Regions from separate parts of the Homo sapiens genome. Here all the other regions are linked to region 3. A link is a loop called in an ENCODE intact Hi-C map of the cell type or tissue named here. Cell type or tissue: heart right ventricle. All regions are shown on one strand.

The links. Hi-C counts contacts between places; a loop is a spot of excess contacts. Peaks named below come from ENCODE experiments on the same cell type or tissue, not always from the same donor. Only the 100,000 strongest peaks of a DNase experiment are listed, where the experiment ranks them.
Region 1: it touches region 3 in a loop (3.0-fold over the local background); 3 of 110 quality-filtered maps call a loop at or near these places.
Region 2: it touches region 3 in a loop (16-fold over the local background); 8 of 110 quality-filtered maps call a loop at or near these places.
Region 4: a loop joins it to region 3, with 3 times the contacts of the local background. A loop is called at or near these places in 12 of 110 quality-filtered maps.
Region 5: it touches region 3 in a loop (2.1-fold over the local background); 3 of 110 quality-filtered maps call a loop at or near these places.
Region 6: a loop joins it to region 3, with 17 times the contacts of the local background. A loop is called at or near these places in 5 of 110 quality-filtered maps.
Region 7: it touches region 3 in a loop (2.0-fold over the local background); 14 of 110 quality-filtered maps call a loop at or near these places.

What each region holds. Positions count from the first base shown.
Region 1 is chr1:193,592,569-193,596,568 of GRCh38, reverse strand. The region is part of intron 3 of LOC124904475 (a long non-coding RNA gene); the gene reads right to left. Among named protein-coding and RNA genes, the nearest start is that of LINC01031, 290 kb to the right of the region's middle. In heart right ventricle, no CTCF peak of the experiment used is centred here; no DNase peak of the experiment used is centred here.
Region 2 is chr1:193,951,619-193,955,618 of GRCh38, reverse strand. The region is part of intron 5 of LOC124904475 (a long non-coding RNA gene); the gene reads right to left. Among named protein-coding and RNA genes, the nearest start is that of LINC01031, 650 kb to the right of the region's middle. In heart right ventricle, no CTCF peak of the experiment used is centred here; no DNase peak of the experiment used is centred here; H3K27ac peaks cover 1,970 bases.
Region 3 is chr1:194,067,644-194,071,643 of GRCh38, reverse strand. The region is part of intron 5 of LOC124904475 (a long non-coding RNA gene); the gene reads right to left. Among named protein-coding and RNA genes, the nearest start is that of LINC01031, 760 kb to the right of the region's middle. In heart right ventricle, no CTCF peak of the experiment used is centred here; DNase peaks (open chromatin) are centred at 2,013 and 3,752; H3K27ac peaks cover 3,420 bases.
Region 4 is chr1:193,406,709-193,410,708 of GRCh38, reverse strand. No RefSeq gene overlaps it. Among named protein-coding and RNA genes, the nearest start is that of LINC01031, 100 kb to the right of the region's middle. In heart right ventricle, a CTCF peak has its summit at 3,717 (motif pointing left); DNase peaks (open chromatin) are centred at 1,578 and 2,454; H3K4me3 peaks cover 914 bases; H3K27ac peaks cover 1,464 bases.
Region 5 is chr1:193,893,471-193,897,470 of GRCh38, reverse strand. All of the region lies in intron 4 of LOC124904475 (a long non-coding RNA gene), which reads right to left. Among named protein-coding and RNA genes, the nearest start is that of LINC01031, 590 kb to the right of the region's middle. In heart right ventricle, no CTCF peak of the experiment used is centred here; no DNase peak of the experiment used is centred here.
Region 6 is chr1:193,656,691-193,660,690 of GRCh38, reverse strand. The region is part of intron 3 of LOC124904475 (a long non-coding RNA gene); the gene reads right to left. Among named protein-coding and RNA genes, the nearest start is that of LINC01031, 350 kb to the right of the region's middle. In heart right ventricle, no CTCF peak of the experiment used is centred here; no DNase peak of the experiment used is centred here.
Region 7 is chr1:193,962,641-193,966,640 of GRCh38, reverse strand. The region is part of intron 5 of LOC124904475 (a long non-coding RNA gene); the gene reads right to left. Among named protein-coding and RNA genes, the nearest start is that of LINC01031, 660 kb to the right of the region's middle. RefSeq lists an enhancer at 583-752. In heart right ventricle, no CTCF peak of the experiment used is centred here; no DNase peak of the experiment used is centred here.

The sequences.
Region 1 (4,000 bases), 480 kb after region 3:
TCTAGTGTATGTTGTTTTTGTTATCAAAATCTTTTTTTTGTGGGAGTAAATATTATCCTGGTGTACTACTTTGTAGTTTTCTAAGAAAAGTGTTCTCATGTTTCTTTCCCTCCCTCTTTTTTTTTGGTCTCACTCTGTTGCCCAGGCTGGAGTGCAGTGGTGCTATCTCCACTCACTGCAATCTCCACCTCCCAGGTTCAAGCTATCCTCCTGCCTCAGCTTCCTGAGTAGCTTGGATTACAGGCACAGGCCACCATGTCCAGCTAATTTTTGTATTTTTAGTAGAGATGGGGTTTCACCATGTTATCCAGGCTAGTCTCGAACTCCTGACCTCAGGTGGTCTGCCCTCTTTGGCCTCCCCAAGTGTTGGGATTAAAGGCATGAGCTACCATGCCCGGCCTCCCTCTCTTAAATGCTGCTGCAGTCACACCAGTTTCCAATTTTCCCATGATTTCGTCACTTCTCAGGTAAGTCTTCCCTGAAAAGTTTTTGAAAACAAATTCACAATACTTAAAATTTGTTTGTAATTGCATATCCATTATTATGGTTTTTCTGATGACCTAAAGGCACCCACCAGACAGCTCTGTCTTCCCCCATTCCCAGCTCCAGAGGGAAGGTTGTCTTTTTGAATAAAAATGCATTGAAGACAAGTTGTAAGAAATCATCCATATTGAAAAGTGTTGAATGGTCTCACAGAAATCTTGCATGCAGAAAAAAATAGAAAACCCAAAACAAAATGATGCTTTATCTTACAAATTTGAGGAACAAGGACAGGAAAGAGGATTTCAGACTTAGTTGAAATAAAACTACACTTTTTGTTTAAACAGGTTGAAGCCTAGAAATTAAGGAACAAAGGAAGAGAGGATTAAGGAAGGCTACCATATAAACAGAATACCATCAGGCAAAGCCAAGAATCTGGAAATGTTTTCACCATTCTCTGGACTCTGAGGACATTTCGGTTCATGAGCATGAAGGTATGTTTTGTTTTAAAAAATTATTTGTTGCATGTGTTTGGTTTGGTGGTTGCTGGTGATGGACTAAATTGAGAAGATTTATGACTTAAGCTTTATGGTTTAATGATAGAATTACACTTTAATACCTGTCTCTTTGCTAGACTATAAGTGCCATGAAGGCAGGTTCATAGTCAGCACTGCTCAGCATTGTAGCCTTCATATAGAACACCATATTTGGCATATAATAGGCACTCAGTAAGTATTCATGTATTATTACATTTTGGATCAAGGAGATAATCACATTTAATTCTCAAAAAATCGAATAGAATTAGATTGAGATTAATCCAAACCCCTCCTACCACCAAAACACGTTTTGCAGATGCCATCTATTTTGGAAATTAATATAAAGCTCTTCATACGAGAAATTACTGGGCAATTAGTTACTGGACACTGACATATGCTTGAGTATGTATATGTTGGTGTTTTTACAACAGAATGACAAAATTGTTCTAAGCTGAAAAAGAGCCTGTAAATCTTCGAGTTCTCTTAATTAACCATAGAAGCCCAGAGGGGTTCAGTTATTTCTCCAAGTTGCACAGCCGGTTAGTTATAAAACTAGAGCAAGAACACTGATCCTCCTCCTCATTACCCAATCAGAGATTTAGGGATTGAAGACATCCCATTTCTGTGTAAATAGAGATACTGAATGTTCACATTTGTAAGTCATTTGAGTATTCTTGAGTTTGTTTTTAACATTAAGAAACTGATGTTGAATGCATTGGAAAAATAAATTATTTCACACATTGAATTTGTGGGATAAAATTGGGAATTATTTTTTGAAGTCTCAATTGTTAAAAAAAAAAAAAAAAAAAAAAAGACAAAGAAAGGGGAAACAGATGTTCCTCTACTGACCCTACTTAAATAGGTCATGTTTACTTCCTTCCTTAAAAGTACTGTTTACCTTCTAATGGTGTTTTTCATACATATATGATTTTGGGGGGAAAGAATAAACTGGTAATTATCTTCACTAATGAAATGTGCAATCATTTCAGTTAGATTTTAAATGGGGCACGACTCACATTCATAATGCCCATTGAATAAATGCCTATTAGGTACAGTTTAATGGCTTAATGCTTGATTCATGTTTTTTTTTTCCTCTCTGTAATTTCTATTGCACATTTAGGGCAATTAGAAAATTTGGTTTTCTTTCTTGTATATACATATAATCTCTGTATTCAGAAAACTCAGCACAGAAAAATAACAATATAAAGGTAAAAATTATGCCTGTCACGTAACAAACCTGCACATGTATCCCCTGCATCTAAAAGTTAAAACTGTTTTTTTAATTAAAAAGGTTAAAAAATAACCCCCCCAAAAAAGAGGGCCGCATCTCTGATAGTAACGGTACTCAAAATTTTGGTTAAAATCATTTGGTTAACAACGTAAACTCTTGTGTAGCATTAGTGAGTAACAAATCATAATTATTATCATGTGCCTCAGAAGATTATTCCTCCAACACTTTAGAAAGGTCACAGCATTTCTTGTCTAAAAAAGTCCAAACTCAAATTGGCAAACTGCGTTGATAAATTAGTGGAGAAAAGTTTCCACTGAGAATAAATTAAAAGCAGCCTTGAAAATATTCAATTATATATTCCTCTTATAGCAAGCAACAGTACCTATCATTGTATTAGAATATGCTTCTCATTTTTCTTCAAATTTACACACACTGTTTGAAGCTGTGAATGCTAATGATAATAAAACAAGTTCCTACTTTTGTAGCATTTTAATTTTTTAAAATATCAGTTAATAACGTCAAAGAGTAAGAAAAACCTAGTGTAGGTATGCATGCATAAAAATATTTTCTTATACTTACAAAGTTGGGTTAACACCATTTGTACATATTCAGACTAAGTTTTGCTGCTTCCTTTATGATTCAGAAGTTAAGTTGTACAGTAAAATCTGAATATATGGCAGGTGTAGATTTTGCATGCTACTATATTTACTTACATATTTTTTTTTTCTTCTCTGATATTCTCTCTCTAAAAGAGAAGGAATTATGAGGAAATCATATGAGCATCTAACTCTACTTCACACTTGAGATTCTCACTTCCACTTTCAAAATAAGAGCAACTCATATAATTCACAACGTTAATCGGAATATAGGTTTACTAATGTTTTTCTCTTCCTTCAGCAATTTTCCATATTCCTAAAAAGTACCTCCTAGAGTGAAATAACACTTTAAATGAGCATGCCTGTTTATGTGTTAAAGACAGATGGAGAAGGAGAAAGAAAAGGGATAATTAAAAGGAGATGGAAAATATATTGACATTTAAATGTGCTTTCCTTTCAAATGTTCATCCTACATTCCTTTCATTTGTACTGAGATGAAGGAAGCAGTGGAGACATTCCTATTTCATATCTAGTATTTCCTATGGGTTCACTAAAGGGTTGATAGTTGGCTTCCCCAACACAGGGTAAGAAAAAAATGATGTCCAGGGAAGGAAGGGTGAAAACTAACCAGACAAGGTAAAGAAGTTCGTGGTGATCTTTTCCTTTCAAAGTTAAGGGCCAAAGAGTACTAATCTAATTTAACTATTTATTGTCCTATGTGGATGGACACTGCATATTCTGTTACCAGAGCCTCTATTAGCAGTGAGGCTGCTGTTTATAAGTACGTGTGTGTGTGTGTGTGTGTGTGTGTACAAATATCACCTTATGAATATATGACAGGACAGAGAGAGACATAAGGGAAGATGATATATAAACTGATGGATAAAATAGAAAAAGAGGTGAGAGGGTGAGAGAGAGAGAGAGACTTAAGGAAAGAGAATCTAAGTATTTGAGTAATTAAGAGAAACATCTGTAAAGGACAGATCCTGTGTTAAGGTTTGGAAATGAAGATTAACATCTGAATGTAATAGCAAGATAAATTTTTAATCTTATACCTCAGTATATTTTTAAAGAGTTTGTAACTAAAGAAAGAACAGTGTGTAAAGATGTATTGGGAGTATTATAAGCCAGAAATGTATGAATGTTGGTTTTCAGAA
Region 2 (4,000 bases), 120 kb after region 3:
TCCGTGAAATTAAGATGTCAATGAAATACTGGGAAATCAGAGCCTTATAATCTAACAGAAAATTTTTCTGAAGACATAATTCAGATATGTGGTCTTCCTATTTTAGTCTCCTTATATTTTTAATAGGTAATTATAAATACTAAAAATAGATACTTTAGCAAGGAAAGACATAGAAGCAATTTTAAAGTAAAATCTCAAATTAGGTACATTTCTCACATCAACTGTAAGAAGCTTCCATGATACATAGGAAAGACACCCTTCCTATGTGTGTGATGGGTTTTCTGTATTTTCATACAGTAAGACTAGTAATTGAAAGATGATACCATCCAACATGCATCTGAAAATGAAAATGGTCTTAGAATTAGCCTCAGATGGGAAAGGGATCTGAAGGACTATTTAATCTAATAGGTTTCTGTTAAATGGATTCCCCAGATGATATTTTTCAGGGCGCATAAAAGCTAACAGTGGCTAGCTTACCTGATTTTGGCTCTAAATGTTAGTTCTTCCTTACATTTAACCAAAATCCATCTCCTCATAACTTCTGTTCATCGATTCTTGCTCTGCCTTCCAGTGCTGTAGCACAATGAATGTAATTGCTCTTTGCTGTGGCAATTTTTCAAATATCTGAAGGCAGCCAGTTCAATCCTACAAAGTATTCTCCTTTTAAAGATTAATAACCCACAACCCCACTTCCTTTCTTATCTCCCATCCAACTAGTTTTAAGTACCTTCAATATTTTAATGGATTTCTCCTAAATAAAATCTAATTAAAACAAAATTAAGCCAAACAAAAATTTTAAATGTAGCACCTATAACTCAAGATAATACTCCAGTTTGTACAGAACTTAAGTCAACTAAAATCCTATGTTTGTTTATATGTAGCCTCACCACACCCTCCCTTAATAAGCCTATATCTGTGAAATTCATAATGGAAGCTAGGTGCAAGGTTTCATATCTCTATCTATCTATCTATCTATCATCTATCTTCTTATTTCCTCCTGTAAATTATGCCCCAGGTACCAACTGTTTAACCCAATCTCTTCTTGCTACTGGATGATCATAAACCTTCTTTCACAATGCCAAAGTCCTTGAATAAATGTTGACCAGTGCAAAGACTATGAAGGACACTTACATAAAATCTCCAGAATCCTTCATCCAGCCTGGCACTGATTCATCAGTAAGCACTTTGGGTACATTTTATCACCTGCTATGAAACAATCTAACTGTGCAGCCGTTCTCCCCATTTATCTCAATCTCATTCTCAAGGATGTTATGCTAGATTTGATATTCACCATGTCTACAACACTTCTATGACTGACAATCCCTTGACCAATATGAAAAAACATTAGAATGACAGGTTTTGGTTTTGTTTCATTCATGCTATACAAACTGCAACTCTATTAACTGTGACAGAAACTATGCAACTTTGAATATTAGAATCTTTATTTTTAAAATTATTAATACTTTTAAATTTTTGTTGGAACCTTTGGGTATATGCATTTTAAGTAGATTTTCATTAGATTACTAATCAAATGACCTCATCACTATCTTCTTACCTCCTTTTACATGTTCTATGATTCAACTACACTAAGATACGTTGTTCTCATTAATATTCTGACTCTGTTCATTCTGATCCTCCCTTCTAACTGCTCAAAATCCTTCCACTCATAGATAAAATAGGCTGAAGCAGAAATAGGTCTTTGAGGGACTGGACTAATCACCTATAACCCCTTAAATAAGATAAAATGGAAAAATGAACTGTAATCCCAGCACTTCAGCAGGCCAAGGCAGGTGGATCGCTTTAGCTCAGGAGTTCAAGACCAGCCTGGGTAACATGGCAAAACCTCATCTCTACCAGAAATACAAAACTTAGCCAGGTGTTGTGGCACATGCCTGTAGTCCCAGCTATTTGGGAGGCTAAGGTGGAAGGATTGCTTGAACCCAGGAGGCTGAGGCTGCATTGAGGCAAAATTGCACCACTGCACTCCAGCCCGGGCTACAAGAGCCCTGTCTGAAAAAAAAAAAAAAAAAAGTAAAAATGCAGAATAATGAGAGAGACTTCATACAAGTTTCAATAAAATACAAATCAACTCGGATCAATAGATATTTACTAAATGTCTACATTTTAGTGCTGTGAGCTAGGAACAGTCGAGAATATAAAACATGTAGGTGCTGTTTTGTGAGGAAAGACAATACACATAATCATGTGAAGAAGGGGAAAAGAGCTTAAATAACAGCAACAAACAATTATAAAAGAGATGTCACAAGGCATAATATGATTCATTGCCAGATGAATTATTCAGACAATAAATTTTACAAAAGTTCAGGAAAGGGAGTGCTAACTTCAGGCTGGGGTGGTCAGGTCCATGAAGATAAATGTGAGCTGGTATTGCAATTGGATGAATGGATACACTTTAGACAAGAAGAAGGCAGAGGAGAGGACACTTTGGAAATCTGGCACAGTGTCAGTAAAAGTGTTTGCTGGAATGACTGGAGTGCCAGGCAAACTTTTTTGGAAGGGTTTTCAGAAACTGTCAGGGAAAGGAGAGGAGTCAGTAAGTTCTTGGAGAAGCTAGTGACATATTTTTGGAAAGAAGATTGAGAAAGCTATTTGGAGAGAGGTGAGGATTTGTGAAATGGCTTGGAATGGGAGCAAGCAGAGAACATGAGCTGTGGTAAGTAGGTAGTCTTGTCAGCAGCATAGTTTGGAGTAGCAGAAGATGAGAGAATGAAAAATAAAATATAGGCAGAGGATGGCACTGGGTTGCTTTTTAAAAAACGGCAAACAATTCTCTGTTTCATTGTTTGTCTTTTAAAAATAAAGGCAAAAATAAAGTTGATGAGAGATTTCATAGTTTCCTTACTCCTGATTATTTATAGTTTTAGACACCTAATGTTGAATAGACTATCATTGTGTGCCTGATATTATGGATTCCCCTCCTATGGGGCCTGAGAGTGAGAAGTCTGTGCCATGAGCCCAGGACCAGCAAGGATTCCTCTTTCTCAGACCATGCAGCAAGGAGACATAAATAAGTAGAGGAGTTAAAGTCAGTCATCAATAGTGGCAAGAGCTATAAAAACATGCCAAATCTAGAGCACAGAGCAATGCTAAGGAGACTGCAAGAGCTGGGAAGACCAGTCACCAACAAAGCACATAGGTGTTTCAGAGAAAACTCTGGCATTGGTGCTGTAATCCATGCTGGCTTTTTTGTTGCCACAGTGGTATGTTTAAAGAGCTCTAAATGGGAGGACAGTATTGCCAGCGTGCTGATTGAATCTTCTGACCTTTGAATTCAGATGATATCCTACTGGACCACAGTGTGTCACAGCTCACTTTACAACCTGTGCAAACCTCTTGCTTACCACATAGCCTTGCTGATGTTGCTAGAGGTCGTCCCTCTGGCATTCTTTACCAACTACGTACTCTGTGGCCCCTGTGTTGCTTCTTCCCTTCTCTGATTTCCCATGTGCAGAAATCTGTATGGGGCCTAACCCAGCCTACCTTCTAACTGCTCTGCCCTGTAGGGAATGCTGCCTTCCTTCTTAAAGCTCCTTCTTGCACAACTTGTTTCCACACCACAAATTTGGCACTTATCCTAGGCCATCTCATATTCTTATTACCCATTTTGTCATATGTACATTCTGTTATTTAAAAATTAAACTTCTTTTCAGTATTATATTTTTATTTATTTACATATCTGTATAGTAGTGCTTAACAAAACATCTTTTCTCTTACAAGTATATATATATACAACAGTCCAATATGTAATTATACATTATATACTTATGTGTGCATGCACACACATGCACACACACACATCACTTTTAATGTGTAGTCACCGCAAATATCTCTATGAAAATGTCCTGCATAGAGGAATATATTTTAGAGATTATGTATGTATTCAAGATTTTTCTTCCCTTCACTTCAGCAGTTCAATTCTAAATAATTATTTATATAGAGAAGTACATAGACTTTAATTTAGTGTTCATGAAATCACTTC
Region 3 (4,000 bases):
AACAAGAAACAATTACAGGATGTAATCTATTGTTAGGAATACATTTCAAAAGAAAAAAAGACAAAGGTAGAACAAACCAGAAATAGCTCAATCCATTTATGTTTTGTCCTCTGGGACAAAAATGGACCCATTTGCAACCATGCAAAGCAGTAGTGTATTTGCTGATGGGAAAATGCATGCAGATGCCAAATGGGTGCATTAGCCCCCCTTGGCATAGTTAATGTAGACATGCCCTTAGGGATCCTTATAAGACCCATCTGTTCAGTCAAGCATTTGCTTAATTGTGTCAAATGCCTGGCAAATGCAGTGTCAGTTTATAGATAATAGATATGTAAATGTTGTTTGTGTTCTTGTACATATGCCCAGGGGCTTTAAAATAAACACATCACATTTTTAAAAATAATTTCCTGTTGGGGATAAAATGATAGTCTTGCTGGCAGCAGCAGTACTCCTCATAATAGCTTAAACTATTATAATATTTAATATTTTATAACACATAATATCTTCATTTAGGGATTTGGGCCACCTATTCATTTTCTTATAATCTTGATTACCATGCTTGTTATTTACCTATGGCTTTATGAAGAGAAATAGCATATTCATGTCCTCTCATTATACACATGTCTCCACACATGTACTAAGTAATATGATTCAGTGAGGAGAGCATAGCCTCTAGAGTTAGCTCATCCTGAACCCCCATCCCAGGGTACTCTAAGGGGTATGGGACCTCTGGAAATTTACTTGACCGTTTTGGGCGACAGTTCTCTCTTGTGAAACTGGAAGACAAGTTTGTTATCATAGACTTGGGGAGAATTTGAAATATGGAAGCAGTAAACGCATAATAAACCTTCAATAAATACCCATTCCCTTTCCCTCTTCACACACTCCGTCACCCTGCAAGACCTCAGGTGACACGTTCCCAGAAATTAGACTTCCTCTTCCTTAAGCCATCGGTGACACCACTAACTGACAAATGTTGAGAATTAAGCTCTTAATATCCCCTTTCCCTTCTATGATGCAAAACTATCATCAATGACACATTTGACAACTCCGAGGGAAATGGATGCCAAAATGTTTTAGTAGATGTTAGATTGACAGTTCAGAAACAGAGTAGTCCTCTCCAGATTTTATGAAAGAAAATCCTTACGGCTTCTTTTCCGCCTTTAAAATATCCTTTAAGTATCTCTTTTTCTCATACTTTAGACATAGAAAGAAAATCTTAAGCCCATAAAGAGCATAAAACACTTAAGGGAGACTTGACAGTCACTCCAGGTGTTGTGAAATAATGAATCAATTTTGAGACTGATAGCTCATCTGCTAGAAATAATTTTTTTGCCACTTTTTGTTTCCTTTCCACTGACCACATTATTTTTACCCTCCTTAGATGTGGAACACAAGCATTGTTTGGGAAGAGTACATTTTCACATACACCAATGTGTCATTTGAGAAAAAGAAAAGAAACTCCAATTTTGCCCCTTTTAGGGTTCAATAGTATTAGATTATAATATGTTAGGTTGAAATGGCACAACCTATGTTCAGCAGTTGAACTAGATACTCAGGGCCCCTAGGCAGGTACTCACCATATGGCAAGAGAAACCTAGATATGGCCAGTGCTAGTTAGAGTGGGGCTGGTTCAGGAAAGAGTCTCTTGCAGATGCTGGGCATCTCTCTTGCTTTAAGCTACTTTGTTACTCCAGATCTGCTTCATAAACAACAGTTGTGTTTGTGAGGGCAAACAATTTTTATACGTACATTCTAATTAGCATGGCTTGGTGGAAGGCAACAATTAGTAAGTTTAAGAAGGAAGTTTTTCTCTTCACTTTTTTTTTTTTTTACCCTTGCGCCCCATGAGGAACCACTATTAAACCAGGAATGTCATCACTGCAGCTGTGGTCAGGGTTGACGTAAAACAGGGTGACTGTCTTTCTTCAACAGAAACCATCAGTTTCAGCACCTTGGCAGCACTAACATGGAGATTGGCAGCACTGAGTGGGGAGGGTTTCCAAGATGGCAGCCTGCCAGTCACGTGTGACTCCAAGCCTACACGCAGCCTGCACCATGCGGTAGCCCCTCAGGGAGCAAGATGACCTTGATTCCGGGCAGAGTTAGAGGAGACTTGCCTAAATCTAACACCCAGCAGTCAGGCAGGGCCAGCGGCTTGGTGTTAGATGGAGATGATGCTGCTATCTAAAGGTGGAAAATTTGAGTTTACTGTTTGAATTAGAAAATGCCTCTTCCAGATTTGGAAGTAGCATGGGTAGCATACTCACTTATACCAGGTCCCTGGCTTCTGATAGTGGCTGTGAATCTCATTCTCTCAAAAGTGATTCATGTTACAATACTGAAGAAAAGTGACCAGCACTGACATTGTAAGCCCTTTGGAGAGTGGGATTTTCCCAAGAAGACTTACTCTAAAAATATCTGTTTGTAGTTCTAAAATTGAGTTTAGGGGTCACATTAATTTTATTATTCTAAAAGACTATTGAATGAGGATTAAATCCCACTTCCAGTTACACATAATTATGAAGAGTAGCTTGCATTAGTTACCTAGTATTTCATAACAAACCACACTAAAAGTCGTGATGGAAATCTAGTAGCTCTTATATTAGTGCCACTTGGGATTAGCCCTGTTACCTACTTGGAGTTCTATCCAATGTTATTTCGGGGCATGTGAGGGCATTTTGAAAACACTCCTGTGATTTTTAGAATGCTTTTGCTCTAGATAAGAGTGTTTACTTGACACCATTTCACATTTTTCAAAGTCTTAACAAAAGGTATTATAGATATACCTTTATTTCAATTGTAGCACTAGGTCTCACTTTAATCAAGTTATGCTGACTGAGGAGACTAAGGAGATGATTTATTTTTCCAAACAAAAAAAAATTGGTCCTCATTATTTCCTCAAAGCTCTGTTTGAAAACAGTACAATTCTATTTTTAGATTATCTCTTTCTTCCCATATCTGACCAGATGACACTAAAAGAAGCCAATTGGCATTGTCAACGCTCTCCCCGAAAGCTTCCTTAGACAGATCCAACAGTTCTTACCAGCTTCTATCTTCCAAGTTGCCACAGGCAATATTTTGCCAATTTTTCTGCCAACATTTGCCAAATTTTCTGCTGGAGAAAAGATTTCCTTTTCTCGAGCTTCTGATGGCTTTTCTCAGGGCTTTATTAGTCTCCAGTAGAAGCTTTTTTGACTCCCTTGTAGATTCTTCCTATCGTCATTTTCCAAAGGTAATGTCATATATTTTAAGCTTTTCAAAATTATTACTATTGCAATGCTCTACTTATGTGTATTCATTTCTATGTGCTGCATTTTAAAAAATCCCCAAACTTAGTGGCTTAAAACAACAATAATGCATTATTTCTCAAGATTTGAGAATGTGTTTCCTCTGTTGTTCTTGCCTGGAGACACTCATATGGCTGCAGTCATTTGAAGGCCTTGACTGGGACTGGAGGTGACAGGTCTCTGGCCTCAGCTAAAATAATTGGAATGACTGTGATAGTTGGACCTCATGTTCCACATGGACTTTCATCACAAGCATTATCCACTAAAGATGCTAGCTTCTGCCTCTTTCCATCAAATACTATGACTTTTCAGTAAAGCATCTTGTGTTAGGCCTGTAACCACTATTTGTCAAAGGAGTCATTAGTCAGAAAAAAGGGCAGCATGACACAGAAGAGAGCAAGGACAAGCGTGACTGGGCAGGTACCTCTGCATTTGTCCCTTACTACATCTGACCACAAACTTCAGGGAACAGTAGGCTCTGCTCCACTTTTGCTTTCCAAGTGACGTGAATGTTTTCATCCAGCCAACTCAAACCTGGAACCACTCTGGGAAGAGAACTCTAGGAAACATAGATCCCAGCTGAACCAGATTAAAACAATTCAAACCACCACATTTCTCTCCTTCAAATACACTTAGATTTTCTGAGTCTCACTTCCTTCAACTAAAAGAATTGGAACATTAATAATGTGATAATCAGGGTCATAGCAGAA
Region 4 (4,000 bases), 660 kb after region 3:
CCCAAAGTCCATCAGTTTCTCAGTAATAACTTTATAATAACTAAAACCACAAAAGATTGAAGGTATCTAAGAATACCAATCCTTAAAAACAACCCATGAAGTACATATTATTATCCCCATTTTTCAGATGAGGAAACTGAGGTTTAAAAGTTTAACTCTCCCAATATATCAAAACAACTGAATAGCAGAGCTGCTCTTCAAACCCTAGACTGTAACACTCCTATACCACTCTGCAATAATGGTTCTCATGAATGTTTTTATTCTACAATAAAGATGTATAAGGATAGCCACATTTGTATAATCTATCACAGTGGTTCACAAAGTATGGCCTGGAACCCCTGTGGGTCCTTAAGACCTTTTCAGGGAGTCCATGAGGTGAAAACTATTTTCATAATCATACTAAGATACTATTTGACTGTTCTATTTTCATTCTTTCATCAGCATATAGCGAAGTTTTTCAGAGGCTCCATGATCAGTGATATTGCAAGAAATTGAACGCAGAAACAGATATCAGAATCTAGCTGTCTTCAGTTAATCCGGACATTAAAGGAACTTGCAAAAATGTGAAACAATGCCACTCGTCTAACTAAAGTGTTTTTTCTTTTTTTTTTTTTTTTTAGTTTTGGAAAATAAGATTTTTATTAAAATGTTATTTATTTTAACATGTAATGGGATTTTTTAAAATAAATTATCAATACATATTTTTAGATATTCTCAGTTTTTAGTTTGAATCTACTAAACATACTTAGGTATAACACACATAAACAAAAGCTCTTCAGGGGCCTCAATAATTTTTAAGAGTCTAAAGGTGTCCTAAGAACAAAAGGCTTGAAAACTGTGAAGAACTTTCACAGTACTTATGCCATTGCCAATACAAGATTATAGGTAAGGAAAAAAGATTATACAAGGAGTGTTTTTCAATAAGCAGCCAATTTAGTTTGATAGTTTTCTGGTCACCCTGAAATCAAATGTTATTTGTACCACTGCACCTACCCAAACTGAAGGCATTTTTCCATGATGAAAGGCCTTCCAAGAAATTATTGCCAGACGATATTATGTGAATTTTTTTATTGTTTGGGAGGAAAATGGGATATGAATTAAGAAGTGAGAAGTTGAATGATTCTAGGAAAATGATATTTTATTGTGTGTTTTTAAAAAGGAGTCCATATCTTAAAAGATTGATTGCTAAAGAATCTCTTCCACATAATACAGGGAAAGAAGATGAAAAAATTAGCTTACTACCAACTATCATAAGTCTTTAACCTTAAAAAAAACATGAAGTCTACATATATGTGTGTGCTATAAAAATGTAACTATAACAAAAAATACATATAATTTACATTATATTACATATACCATTTAGATAAACCTGTTACTTCTGTGCAGGTTCCCCCAGACTCACCCTCACCCTTTCTTTCTATGTCCTGACCCCAAATCATGAAGTGCCTTGGCTGCTCTGTGACCTCGCCAGCTGCAGTTTTTTCCAGCAGGCTTGAACCGAAACCACGGCCTTGAACATTTCCAGACACTGAAAAAGTTATCTAGGTTGTTGCTCAAAACACTAAAAGAAACTGGCCCCGGGCCCTGAGCCAAATTCCTCAACCCTTGATAAAAACTTCCTACATGACTCCCTCATTTCAGACATACCTAGGTAGAACAGCCCCTTTCTCTCACTGTCCGCCACAAGGACTGGAGCAGCGCTCTGTAAGTTCCCCTAATAAATTCCTTAGATTCATCACCCTGGCGTTTAGTGCTTCTTTCTTTAGAATCTTAACCAGCCCCATCTCTGGATGGTTTGGGGAACTTCCCTGCAGAAATTCCCCTGCCGCCACTTTTGGAGCAATTCCAGCCATGGGTTTGGTAGGACAAAACGTCTGACAGAGAAGAAAATAGGAGGCTCACTGCTGCCTTGATCACTATAACAACTTTGTTGATATATGGATAACTATCTAAATGTTCCAAATACAAACTAATGTTCCTATATCTAGCAAGTGTATATTTAAATGGTGAATTAGGATTCTCCAGAGAAACAGAACCTATAGAGATTAGGTAGATAGAGAGATAGACAGATGATGGATGGATGGATGGATAGATAGATAGATAGATAGATAGATAGATAGATAGATAGATAGATCGATAGATAGACAGACGGTTATAGAGATAACTTATATCAATAAGTTATTGACTCACTGATTACAGAGGCTGAGAAGTCCTATGATCTGACATCTGCAAGCCGTAGACCCAGAAAAGCCTGTGGTGTAGTTCAAAGGCCTGAGAGCCAGAGGACCGATGATGTAGACTCCGGACCCAGCCTGAAGGCTTAAGAACAAGGAGCACCGAGGACAGAAGACTGACGTCCAATTCAAGCAGACAGGCAGAGGAGAGCACAAATCCAATCTTCCTCTGCCTTTTTGTTCTTTTCAGGTGTTCAAAGAATTGGATGATGCCCGACCAGGTGCGGTGGCTCACACCTGTAATCCTAGCACTTTGGGAGGCCGAGGCAGGCGGATTGCCTGAGCTCAGAGTTCGAGACCAGTCTGGCAACACGGTGAAACCCCTTCTCTACTAAAATACAAAAACTTAGCCAGGCGTGGCAGCGTGCGCCTATAGTCTCAGCTACTCGGGAGGCTGAGGCAGGAGAATTGCTTGAACGGGAAGCAGAGGTTGTACAGTGAGCAGAGATCACCCCACTGCACTCCAGCCTGGGTGACAGAACTAGACATTGTCAAAACATAAAAAAATTGGATGATGCCCATCCAGTTATTTTCAGGCGCTCAAAGAATTGAATGATGCTCTTTGGGGAGGGCCATCTGCTTTACTTAATTTACCAGTTTAAATGTCAATCTCTCCCAGAAACATCCTCATAGACATACCTAGAAATAACATCTAAACAGACATCAGGGCATCCCATGGCCTAGTCATATTAACACATAAAACTTACCATCACAGATGGTGTTTGTCACCTCTAACCTATCTCCAAACAAATCATAGATGATTTTTAGAACATAACTTTTTAAATTTTTTAATCGTTTATATTTGCTGCGTAATCTTTTCTGTCTTATTTCCCGTATGTATAGAATGATAGCGCATAGAAAGAAATAATTCTCACATATTTAAACCAATGTTAAATGGTTATAACATGTAATTACTGCAGCCTCCAAAAATGATGATGATGATGGCATATTCATCAAGATGTAAATGTATTAACAAAGCAATGCCAATTGCTTAAATTCTGGTACCTCCATATATAGTCTACATCATTATAGAGGGGCAGGAGAAATGCAATAGCAAAACTACCACCTTAATAAAACAGCTCAAAATAATTTACAGGCATTTTTACTTCAAGATTTCTTAGATTTGCTGTTTGGCATAAACTAAGTAAGTATAAGAGACCAAATATGTGAAAGTAACAAGTAAGTGCAAGAAAAAGAAACATATTCCAAATAAGCCATAAACAACCTCTCTACTACAGAGAAAATACAGTCAAAGGCTGTTGAGTTATCCACAGACACAAAGGCATTTTTTAAAAAGTGGGTGATGGTGTGGAGGGAGGAAAGAGATTTGACTTTAATGTTAAATGTTATTGGAGTTAGCAAGCATTAACTCTAGACTATTTTTCTCTCTGATTTACACAAAGGTCAACCTCTGACTGAAAAATGTGAGCCACAAGTGAAATATTTAATTTGTTAGACGACCTCTAGTGGTCATCCAAGACACACGTTGGCATGTGAAAGAAGAGTTGTTTATGTTACCGAGAACAAAATGATCAAATAACTAGGAGGGATCAGGAAAATGTCCTTTACGGTAACAGAAATTTTCGCTTGATAAAATAACTGTAGAGTATATCAAAATGCTTTAAAATGCATGCACATTAATCCTAAAAGTCTATTTTTAGAAAAGTATCCAAAAAAAAAATTTGACAAAGGCTCAAAAATGTTATGAGCAAGAAAGTTTATTCCAGCATTGCTGAGCAACAGTGTGTAGTGGCAAACAATGTCAA
Region 5 (4,000 bases), 170 kb after region 3:
TCCTGCACTTTGTAGAGTTGAGTATAGAGGTAGCACTTTACACACCAACTAAGAACAGTATATTTTTCAGAGACTGAATTTTTTTTTTTTTGCTGCTGAAATCCCTAATGGGTCAAAAAACATAAGAAAACATATCTATATGTTTCAGGAACTGAGAATCTTAAATTGATTAGGAAAGTGTATCCCTATCCAAATATATTAACTATAAATTTAGTCCCTACTCAATCATGGCTCTTACGTAAATAACACAATAGTATTATTAGGGGACAGAAAAATACTTTGTAGGATTTCCAGTATAAATGTCTTCATCCAACATTGCATCTCAAGGAGACATGTCAGGAAACACTCAATTACATACTCTAGTTATAAACTTCACGTGAAGTTTTTAAATTTTGGGTAAGTAGATCGAATACATCCAACTTTATAAAATTTTCAAAATCTGAGTTCAAGTTTTATAAAGGGATTTTAATAGACTAATAGTTTGCCTATTGTCTTCATCATTTAATTTCTAAAATATTCAAAAAGCTGCCTTGGCCATTATTTTTTGGTTTCTTTTCTCTACAATGCCAGTGATGGTATGGTTTTCCTTACACAAGGATAAAAAAGTAGAATGGTGACTAAGCAACATAGTGTAATATTAGAAGCACTGACTCCAGAAGAGTTTTTCTTTCTCCAGGACTAAATTCTCTCTTTTAGAGTAACACTTTTAAATTGCATAAGAAATATTATGCTCTTATGTCTTGAAACCCAATACTAACTTTAGTTAAGACGATAATCTAAAAGGCCTTATCAATTCCCTTATGGTCACTATATTCCAGGCAGTACATTGTTGCTAGAAAAAAAAAAAAAAAAAAAAAAAATATATATATATATATATATATATAAAAGAAATTATCCTAATCTCAAATGTAAAAGGATTTATTTGAATTAACAAAATTAGTACTTTATATGACATGAGTTATCTGATTCTAAGTGAATGGGAGTAAGGATGTAGAGAACACAAGCAGGAAAATACAAGGGGTCACTTTGGCAGACTATAATTTTTACTATTGAATCCAATCCCAGCAGATCATAATTACTCTCCATTTTGAATTATTCACTCTAACTATTTTAAGCAGAAAGTTATGTAACACTGGATATTACCTGACTATAAAGTTATTGGAGGAACAGAAAAACCAGGCTCAAGGCAAATCCCTAATTTCTTTTTCTGATTTAACTTATTACAAAATGTGAATTGAGTCACTTTTTTCTCTAGGGTCCCTCACCCTCAACACACATATAGTATGATTGATGATTGTATAAATTATGAACATGTAAGCCTTACTAAGTCAAGTTTCCAAGTAGAGGACAAAGCAATGTCTCAAAGAGTACAGAATAAAAGAACCTCTCCGGCAGAGAAATCTTTCTAAAACAATAATTCACTTATAATTATTGAATATGTATGTATTTACTTGACATTATTAAATGGTGAACACTGAGAATGCAAAGACCAAAGGCACAATCCATGAACTCAAGGAATTCAGTGTCTCTTGAAGGAGAGAGATAAGAAATTCAGTAATTCTACTGAAGTGTAATAAATGCTATAAAAGATGCCATCACAAGTTATTAAAATGATACAGAAAAGACATCTTTATTACTATGCATGTCCTTGCTTACATATTTTCCTTGCCTTTCAGCAATCCAACTGATACTGAATTACCTGAACTTGACTTTCTCTCATACAGGCATAATTTCCTATGATAACCATTTCCTACCAGTCACTAAATCTCACCTAGCCTTGCTTTCTTGCTTTGACCTACACTGATCCAATTGTATAAAACAATGACAGCCTTCATCTGTTCAACAAGTCTTTTTTCACTGCCTTGGAATACAGCAGCGACCAGACTGTGAACTTGAGGATAAGAAGGCAGCCGAGGAAAAAAGGTCTACATGGGGCAGTCTACAATAAGTGGGTATTACCAGGGGACATCAACTGTGCAGAAGGGGACTAGATGGCCTAAGGAGAGTATTGCCAGGAGCAGATATCTAGAAGGAGGGGAAAGTTTGTCATGATAGAACCTTGTTTACTTTGAAATTTACCCCAATTATGTGTTATTATATTGTTGATTAACATGTTAATATTTTTAAACTACAAGACTGTTTATACAACATCGTCAGCTTCCTGCAGTATATTTTGAGTGGCAAGAGCATTTCTCACTAATTCCACTTGCTAAAATTCCCACTAAAATTACTATTTAATTGGAAATGTTATCTGAGAAATAACACATTATCAAATAATTATCTTTATTTGTCCAGTCATTAAATCACCTCAAATGATCACAGGGAAATGATCACAGGGACTGGAGGAAACTGCCAGTACATGGAGACGATCCTCAACAGGGATTTGAGAGAGAGAGAGAGAGGAGCAAAATGCATAATGGAAGAGTTGGAGCTTAAGCACTTGAAGTTTGAAAGCTCTGGAGCTATGCAAAAACAGAGAGGAGAAGGATATTTTCAGCCACAAAATAATTTGAGATTCAATTGCTATGTAACACATTACTATCATTTCATAAATAGGTTCAGATAAGAGCCAGCTCATAAAGCATTAGCAGAATGATTTTGCACATAGTGAGCACTTTTTTAAGAAGTCTAATTCATTAACATATCTTCTTTCCACTGCTCTTTTCTTCCTTTGCCCTTTCCATTGATGGAAATGTATTCAAAGGAAATAAACTTCTAATAACCAATATAATTTTCAAGATAAATACCAGAGCTCAAAATGCTTTCCCTTTTATTTAAGCTACTTTTCCAGCTTTAATTATAAATGTGTATTGTTCTCCCAACATTCCTCCTACAAAGACCTAGGTTAGATTTCAAGTTCAGAATACTTGCAGAATTCTTTAACATATGAAAAATACTTGTATAAGAAGTTGTTTACTGCTTCAAATTTAATTTTAGCTTCTATGGTAATATCAGTAATTAGCTATGTGAAGTGCTACTAAGTGCAGCAAGCTTGTTATAAATATTTCCTAAAGGATAGAAACAGAAATACTAAAATGAATTATTCAAGCCAAGAATTACAAAGAGAGGGCCTTTTCTTGCTGATCACCAGTGGGTAAAAGCATATTCATCTCAGTTTATAAAAAAAAAAAAAGTTTCTTGATATTAGCTTCAGAATTGTTCTAAATGTTAAAAGAATAAAAATAAGAAAATAAATAATTTGATGCAAATATTCCTTAAATTTTTCTGTAGGAAGCTGAACTAAAAATCAAGATATAAAATCATTTATGGGATATATCTGACAAAGATAAACCTTTAGGACCAGAATTCTCTGACAAAAAAAAAAAAGCATGAATTTCAGTTTGCAAAAAGCCCCTGAGGTGTGAAATGTGTCTTTCTCCCAGAAGCCTCTATTTCACTAGTGCAGAGCTCAATCAGTATTATATATCCTGCATCCCCTCACGTAAAACAATAAAATGTGTGCGTGTTTGCTACTTAAAAATTATCCAGCCATGACTACATTAATTGTGAAGCTTTGGTGACTCTATTTTCACTTTGAGTATTTTCTTAAATTATCAGCTCAGGTGTTTTCATTTGGCAGTTTCTTATTAGTCATATACTTAGCCATAAATCAATGGGAAATACTACTTTAGGAGGGAAAATGGCATCAATATCTCACATATATACTCAGCAGCCAGTTGACAGATGTGGTAATTTCATCACTATTTACTGTAAATTCTTCTGCAACAGACAAAATAAATTTGTTTTCTCCATTCGGTATAATTTAGTTTTATAAGAATGTAGTCTTATGAAATATCAAAGAATACTTTATGGCTAAAGGTACAAGGAAAGTAAACTTTTCCTCATTTGGGTGTATTAACTCTCATGCAACAAAGTAAAGAACAGACAAGAGTTTATAATCAAGAAAAGAGTGAAAGAGAGAAATATTCAGGTTCATGAATTATACCAAACTGTTGATTAAGAAGAAAAAACCTCACCTATTATGCCTTTCCATTATATG
Region 6 (4,000 bases), 410 kb after region 3:
AAGCATGCAGCCCAGATTATTGCTGGCAGTCATACTTAGGATGCCAGCCTAAGATGACAGCAGACACATGACACAAGGCAGAGCTGAGACAATATCACAAAGAAACCGAGTCAAAGCCAGTTTATTATTAAACCAAGCCTGAAACCTGACATGGCTCTAGTGTTTTCAGTGATGTGAACAACAAATTTTCTTTATCATGAAAGCTACTTCAAGTTGGATTTTCTGTTATTTGCAACCAGTAAAAGAAACCTACCACTAACATCACCCAGGGTCAAACCTAAAGTTTGCCCAACATCAGAATATCATTCAATTCAAACCAAATGTGATATCATTAAGATGACCTAGTGCTCATCTAAACCTTATACCCTATCCGAGCTTATGCCCAAACATGTAACTACACTATACAACATAATTTTAATAAACAAATATGCCAGAAAAACATCAATTTACATTATAGCGTATAGCCTAATATTTTAAAGAAAAAAAAAACTAATGGCAAATCTCAAATCTACTTATATAACCATTGTAATGATTCCATTTATATAACCAATAGCCAATGAATTTATGATATTTTCATCCAAGTTTTATCACTATATAGTTCAAACTATTTGTAAAATCTGTCAACAATGGTAAATAGGGCCAACTATGGATAAAGTACTCCTCTTATACCCCAATAGCTTCCTAATTACCCACCGTCCCAATCCAGAGACCCCCCAGTCCTTGTGCCATTTCCTCCCCAGCAGTCCTCAGAGCTCTACTCAGGCCTGCTAGTCCTCAATATGCCCCTGACACGTCCTATTCTCCTTCTTTTATTAAAACATAACTATTTTTGTTCTACTTGCTCAAAACTTTGCTTTTAATATCCCAAGGTATTAAAAATATTACAGCAATTTTTACTATGTGTGGGGTTTGTTTATTTTTGAGACATAAATAGATCTGTTGCCCAGGCTAGAGTACAATGGTGCAGTCTTGGCTCACTGCAGCTTCTGCCTCCTGGATTCAAGTGATTCTCCTGTCTCAGTCTCCCAAGTAGCTGGGACTACAGGCATGCACCACGTTTAGCTAATTTTCGTATTTTTAGTAGAGACCAGGTTTCTCCATGTTGGGCATGCTGGTCTTAAACTCCTGACCTCAAGTGATCCACGTGCTTCAGTCTCCCAAAGTGCTGGGCTTACAGGTGTGAGCCACTGCACCTGGCCATATTTGTTCTTAAATTACTGGAAGACTGTCTGTAATTAATCCCTGCTCCCAGGCCTTCTCACTCTCCCTTAATAATATTTACCTATTCTTAGAATGATAATTTGTACATAATTATCATTATTAACAACATGTTTAGTTTCTGACTACTTAGTGACCTTATTGCTAGAAATTTCATTTCAGTTAGAAATAAAGCAGTTGGAGGAGAATGACATGGCTAGTTGATTGACTATTTGCAGAATAAGTAGAGGGCCTTTACATACCTCAAATATAAACTAACATCAATTGTGAGAGTCAGCTCTGAAAAATAAAGATTGGTTTGTATCTCTTACTCATCAGCACTGCTCCAACTTTAATGTTCTTACCTGCAATGGAATTACTCATATGCCAAATGAAGACTTTTTAGTTCAATTTGTTGATATGAGAAATAACTCTAAATTGTCAGTGGCTTTTCAGAGCAAGCATTGATTTCCTAACTCCTGCTTTATACTGGAAGCTGTTGGTTAGCTGCAGCTGCTGCAGCTCCAATCTACTCTATTCAGCTCTATTTGGCTCTGCTCTACAGGTCTTCTCATTCCAGAGTACAGGTTGAAGGACCAGCTCTTTCGGGGACATGCTGTTCTTATGGCACAGAAAAAGGAGCAGTAGCCAAAAATTCAATGGCTCTTAAAGTTTCTGCCAGAAAGTGGTATAATTTGCATCTTATTGGCTAAAGCAAGTAGCATAGCAAGTTTAATTTCAATGGAGAGAGCAAGTATATTCCTTCCACAGTTGGGGACTCTGCAAGTTACATGAAATTGGGGAGAATGTCTAATCTCTCAGAGGGAATCAAAGAATAAATAATTAGGGCCAAAAATATGATCTACCAGAGAAACTAAGCTATCTTTTGTTCTTTGATTATTGAGCTTAGTTTCCTGTGGCAGACTAATAAGTAGTCCCCTGAACTGTATCTTTTTTTCTCCTTGGCAGAGGTGGGTTACATTTCCCAGTCTCCCTTATGCTTAGGTTGAGGCATGTGTCTGAGATCTGATAAACAAAATGTGAGCAGAACAGTGTAAGCCACTGATAAGTTTGGCTTATAAAATGTTCCCACTCTCTTTCTCTTCTAAGGACCTAGGGGAGTGCAGAGCCACAGATAGAAGGAGCCAGAATTCCAAAGTCACTGCTTGGAGAAGAGATGCCCCCAAAGGTCCCATACCAGACCATGGTGCAAAATAAGCTTTTATTGTGTTGAGTCACCGAGGTTTCTATTTTTTTTCCAGGGATTAGACTGTTCTGGATAATTCAGTGCATAAATCAGATTCAGTCCATAAATCAAATTCCTCACTTTTTTTTTCTCTTTCACATCCATTTTAAGGAATTGACATTTTTCTTTCTATGAGCTATCCTAAATTACAACTTTTTTTCTTTTTCATTCTATTTAAAATAGTAGACCATCCAAGGAAATAATTACCTGATTGAGAAAAAAAGTGTTGGCCATATATTCAGGCAAATCCTAAGACATAACACATTCATGTTCAACCATGATACCATCCCAGAACGATATCAATTCCTCTTCCCAGGACCCTATGTAGAAACCAATTCCTACCTACCTTAAAATCTCATTCATTAAAGAACTATGCTGGATTCCCAGGCCAGGGTCTATTCTAGAAATTTATTTCTCATCTCATAAGGAAGAAGCAATAGGCCAGGACACACATGAACAAACTATTCGGCTATCTCAGGAAGTAATGGCTCACGCTCCTGATAAGACCTCACGTATCAACCATGTGCACTTTTGTTAAGCAATAAATGAAGAGTGCAAATATTTTTATCTTCCTCTATCCTCATAAAACCCTCTAAGGTGGCATAATTAACATTAGAGTAGTTAAAAACATACATAGATGTGAGCCAGACTGCCTGCTCTCCCATTTACCCCTTACTTCTTGTGACACTGAGGAAGTGATTTACCTTGTGATACCTCAGTCTCTGCATCAATAAAATAAAAATAATAATATTATCTCACAATTTTCTTATAATTAAATGTGTTGATATTTGTAAAGCACTTAGAATACAAGCAGACCCATGGTGAATGCGAGATAAACAGCAATTGCTTTTTTAAAATTATTTTTACTTTAGTGATAAGAAATCTAAAGCTCAGATAAACTATTTTTCCAAGATCATGTGGCTCATAACTGACACAAGTAGAACTGAAATTGGGTTATTAACTTTTTCAACTTTACAGTCTGTATCTTGTCTTTTTAAGCACATTTATAAGGACCTAAAACTAGACTTGTAAACTAAGGCATTATTGATTCATAAAAAATACTATTATCTTCCTGGCTACCAAGGTCCATCTACTGTGAGCTACATCCAAAACTCAAACCACAATCACAGGACTGAAAATGTTTCCAACACTAGTGTCTGTCAGTTTTTGCTATGTTTATAGGGAGATGGTTACTGACTCATTTTGACTTCATAAAACGTAGTGCCCATGGGTGGAGCTAGGAAATGTAATGAAATTAAACCCATCAGAAGAAAAATATTTAAAACAAAATGTCAACCTGGCTCCATATTACAGCCAATACATCAATGGTGGTTACCCGCAGAAAGAGCTCAGTCCTCATTCTTCTTCATTTCTGTAGCTCTCTTCTAGGGAACCTCTACTTTGCCCTTGAGGCTCATAAGTATGTTTCAAGATGAGAAAGTATATCCATTATTTTTAATATAATGCTTCTCTCCCCAAAGTGTGTTCCCTTGAGAATAATAAACTTCCTGTTAGAAATTGAGTCTTGGCATAAGCCTTCTCAATTTGCTAGGAAGG
Region 7 (4,000 bases), 110 kb after region 3:
ACCATGTCATTTAGAAAGGGCTTTCATACTCTTTGATATCATGCACCGCGGTCTATTACATAAAACAAGCATAACATGAAGTTCAATAGGGAAAACTGGAAAGAACATCGTTTTCCTTCCTTTAAGTGTCTTAACATCTTCCATCTTTGTTTAAGAGATTACCAAATTCTGAAAACACTGTATTTATTAACATCTTCAAATTTTTAACTTACTGGAGATACAGTATTCTTTCAGTATTCTTTTCCTCTAATTTATAGCTTTCTCTTTCTTTGATCCTTAATTCTGTCTTCTTGATTACATATTCATGCTTTTGTATATAACGCTTACTTTCTGCTTTTGTATATAACGCTTACTTTCCTGAAGGTTTATTACTCTGTTTTTTTAAAAGTACCATTTGAATAAAGTTGGAGTAATTTGAAACTATCAGGATAGAACAGGGGAGAGAGAGATCAAGGGGAGAGGAGACAGAAGCATTTAGAAAGGTTGAATTCTGTTGGGGAAGAATGGAGGAAAAATATAACAGAATATGGGATTAATTCCAGTGCTTCTTATATTGTACCATGTAGTCATCTACTACGAGGAACAAATAATTAAGTGGAAAACCGCATCTCTCTCATGCTCTTTCACTTTTCTAACATCACCATCACACATATATACATTCTCCCCCTCAGAGTTGTGTGTGTGTGTATGTGTGTTGCACAAAGGTGTCGATCATGAACTATTTAGTCATAAAGCTTTTACACAAAAGAATTTCGAGCACTTATTAGTTATTATGAGAGATTAGAGAAATAATACTGTAAATCTTAGTACTGCATTCAGTGAAGACACTGATACTTGCTGTTCAGGTTGTTGTCACAGTATTTTAAAAATATCATATATTTAGTTGTTAGTTTGGCATTGAGCCTGGTAAACACTTGGCCACGGCAGAACAGCTAGCTGTTCACCAACATACAGTTCTCTCCTTCCTTAGATTAGAGCAAGACCACAACTGCTAGCTGCCCTTGAAAACAGAACAACGAAATGGAATTCTTGCGAACAGATTGTGAGCAGAAGTGATGTCCACCATTGCTAGTTCTGGCCAATAAATATTTATATGCATCATAATTTCTGCTCTTTCTCCTTCAGCTGGTGATGAAGCTTGATTTTGCAAGCCTATGTTAAGTATGGCATAGATTCCATCAGCCTAGATTCCTGGACAACTATGTGTGGCAAACATCCCTCTTCTTACCCTGTCCAAGACACTTTTAATGTTTCCCTTGCCTATGCTAAACTTTAGAAAGTGTTCTTCCTGACTATAGGTCCCTGACTTTCTTCCATTTAGGACATTTACCTTGAAAAACTTGCAATTCTACATTTTCTCGATCCCTTTGAAATGTATGTAAACCTTCCCAGCTTCCTGCCAGTTTTATGACCTAAAAATTGTCTTTTCCAAGGATGTGGGAATCATCTCCTTGAATATAAAGACGGAAAGAGACAGCACTTCTATCTCCCAGTCTCTGTGGGAGTGTAGGATCCTAACTTCCTGGGCAGCCAATTAGCAAACACAGATGGCCTAATCAGAGAAGAACATTTTCAAACTCAGGAATAACTCAGTACGCTCAACATATCCCATTAACCAACCTTCCTACTAACAATCTCCAGCAGTTTTTCAGTAGCTTACCCTAGCATTTAAAAACCCCTCCTGCCATTTGTTCTAGAAGAGTTAAGTTCAGTCTCTCTCTAACCCATTGCAATAGTTTTGAATAGTCTTCCTTGTGTGTTTAACTTTGTCTCATGCAATTTTTACTTTGGCACCTCCAACCAACTAGTTTTGATTATTATATGAGATACAATATCTATCATGTTTGAGTTATTCTAAACTTTTGGAGCAAATATGTTGTACAGATATTGGAAACTTGAATTGGGATGCTGCAATAACCAAAACCTGAATGCATAAGCATAGCTGTTGACAGAGTTGGGAAGTGACAAGTCACGATCTACAAGAAAATAGATTCAGCAGGTTGGAAAGTTAGAGAGCACTGATGTACTGTGTCAAAACATTAGGTAAAACTCTGATAACTCTGAATGCAGAAAAATTACATACTTTGGGAGGTAATTAAAAAGATCAAGAGTGTTACTTGTTTTGTTTACTTCCTGCTTCTTGTATCTAGGTATTGCAACAAAGAAATGTTTTCAGGGTAGAGTTCCTGGTTTGATAAGAGAGATGCAAGTAAATACAGTCCAGAAATTGGGGAAATTTAGGAGGTGAATAATTAAATGTTTCTGTAGTCCAAGAATAGGAAATAAGACTTAAAAAGCATTTAGACGAGAAAAATCCCTCTGATTTTGTATTTTATCAGAAGAACGCACCCCTGAGGCACAGCCTATTATTCAAATAACCTAAATGATCATTTAGGTGAGGGAAAAAAAGATGAAAAATAAAGGAAAGAAAGAAAAAGAAAGAAGAAAAGAAAGAAGGAAGAAAAGAGGGGGAGAGAGAAATAAACAAGTTTATTGTTTCTAAGCCACAGAATATAATTGGAGTCCAGTTAGCAGATATTATATACCAACATTGGTTAAATCATATGGGCATGTTGATAAGTGCCATCAGAAAAAATTTTTATGTTCATAAATGCTGTTGGTACTAGAGAAGTGTTCTGAGCTTTTGATCCAAATTCTTGGCCTAGTTCTGGTAATTGTCTCCATTGGTAATTCATTTAATTGTCTTTGCCTCAATTTCTACATTTAGAATGAATGTTGAAATTGATCACTTAATCTCCTTTTATGTGATTTCTGTGCTTCCAAATATAGGCTGCTAATGACTACAAGAAATATGACTAAGGAACAGGACTCAAATCTTATGGCCAATTATTTTAATCCAGTTCATTTTAAAATTAAAGAACCTCTGCTCCCTGGCAGGCCACTTCAGACAGTTGAGAAAGCATTCCAGCTCACACAGTATGTTGAGCTCTTCATGGAGCTAAGGAAATAAGAAATACACAAGCATGAAGGCATCTAAATTGAAAGGCATATACTCTACTATTAAAAAATCTTTAGAATGTTTTTAAAGCAGAATGGTGTAGCAAAATATTTTTTCCTCTGTAGAAGAGCCAATGAGAACAATACTACTTCTTTGATCATTATAGCATAATATTTGTGTACAGACCTTTGTAATTGATTGGAATAGTACTAAATTTCAAAGAGCAGCCATCTAGTTCTTACAGAGTTGAGTGGCCTAGATATTAATAAGGATATACATACTAATGATGACGAACCAGCTGTCCATGGAAAAGCTGATTTAGAGAGTATTCAGTTTTATCATTTTGACAGCTCGCATGGGAAAACATACCATATTCCGTTCCCTTTCCTTGTGCTAGAGTCAAATTAGAATTTCATTTAAAGATAAGGAGCCAATATCATAGCATTTTACATTCTTATCTTTATGACCTACTTATTTTTAATACTTGCTGTTAAGAGATGGGCATTCTTCGATGTCAGATGGAAGTGGTTTTATTTCTCTCTATATTTTCTGTTTTAGTGATTTTTTGAAATAAAGATTTCTTCCCTCTCTCTAACATGCTTTCTCTAATGCATTTTAGATCATCTTGATTCTTTTTATTTTCCATTTAAAAATTTTTTGAGGGGGATTTCTTTTGATATTTTCTGATTTCTCATTTAGTATGACTTCATTCTATTTAAACTCTCATTTAATACTGTGTGCTTCATTTCCAATTAGTGGTAGATAATTAATTTCTAATTAGAAATAGATAACAGTAATATATGCCTCCATGGGTAATATTTTAAATGACCATAATAACGTTTTGATGAGAAGAACTATTATTAATCCAACTTTTTAATGTTCTCTTTGACTGACAACTGAACTAAAAAGGATGGAAATTAGCAGACTACATTAGGACACTGAGATCAGAAGAAAACAGAAATAAGTCGAGTTGACATTTCATACATCAATTTTCCTTGGAAATTGCTATTATATCAACACTAATGTTACTTGTAACAACAG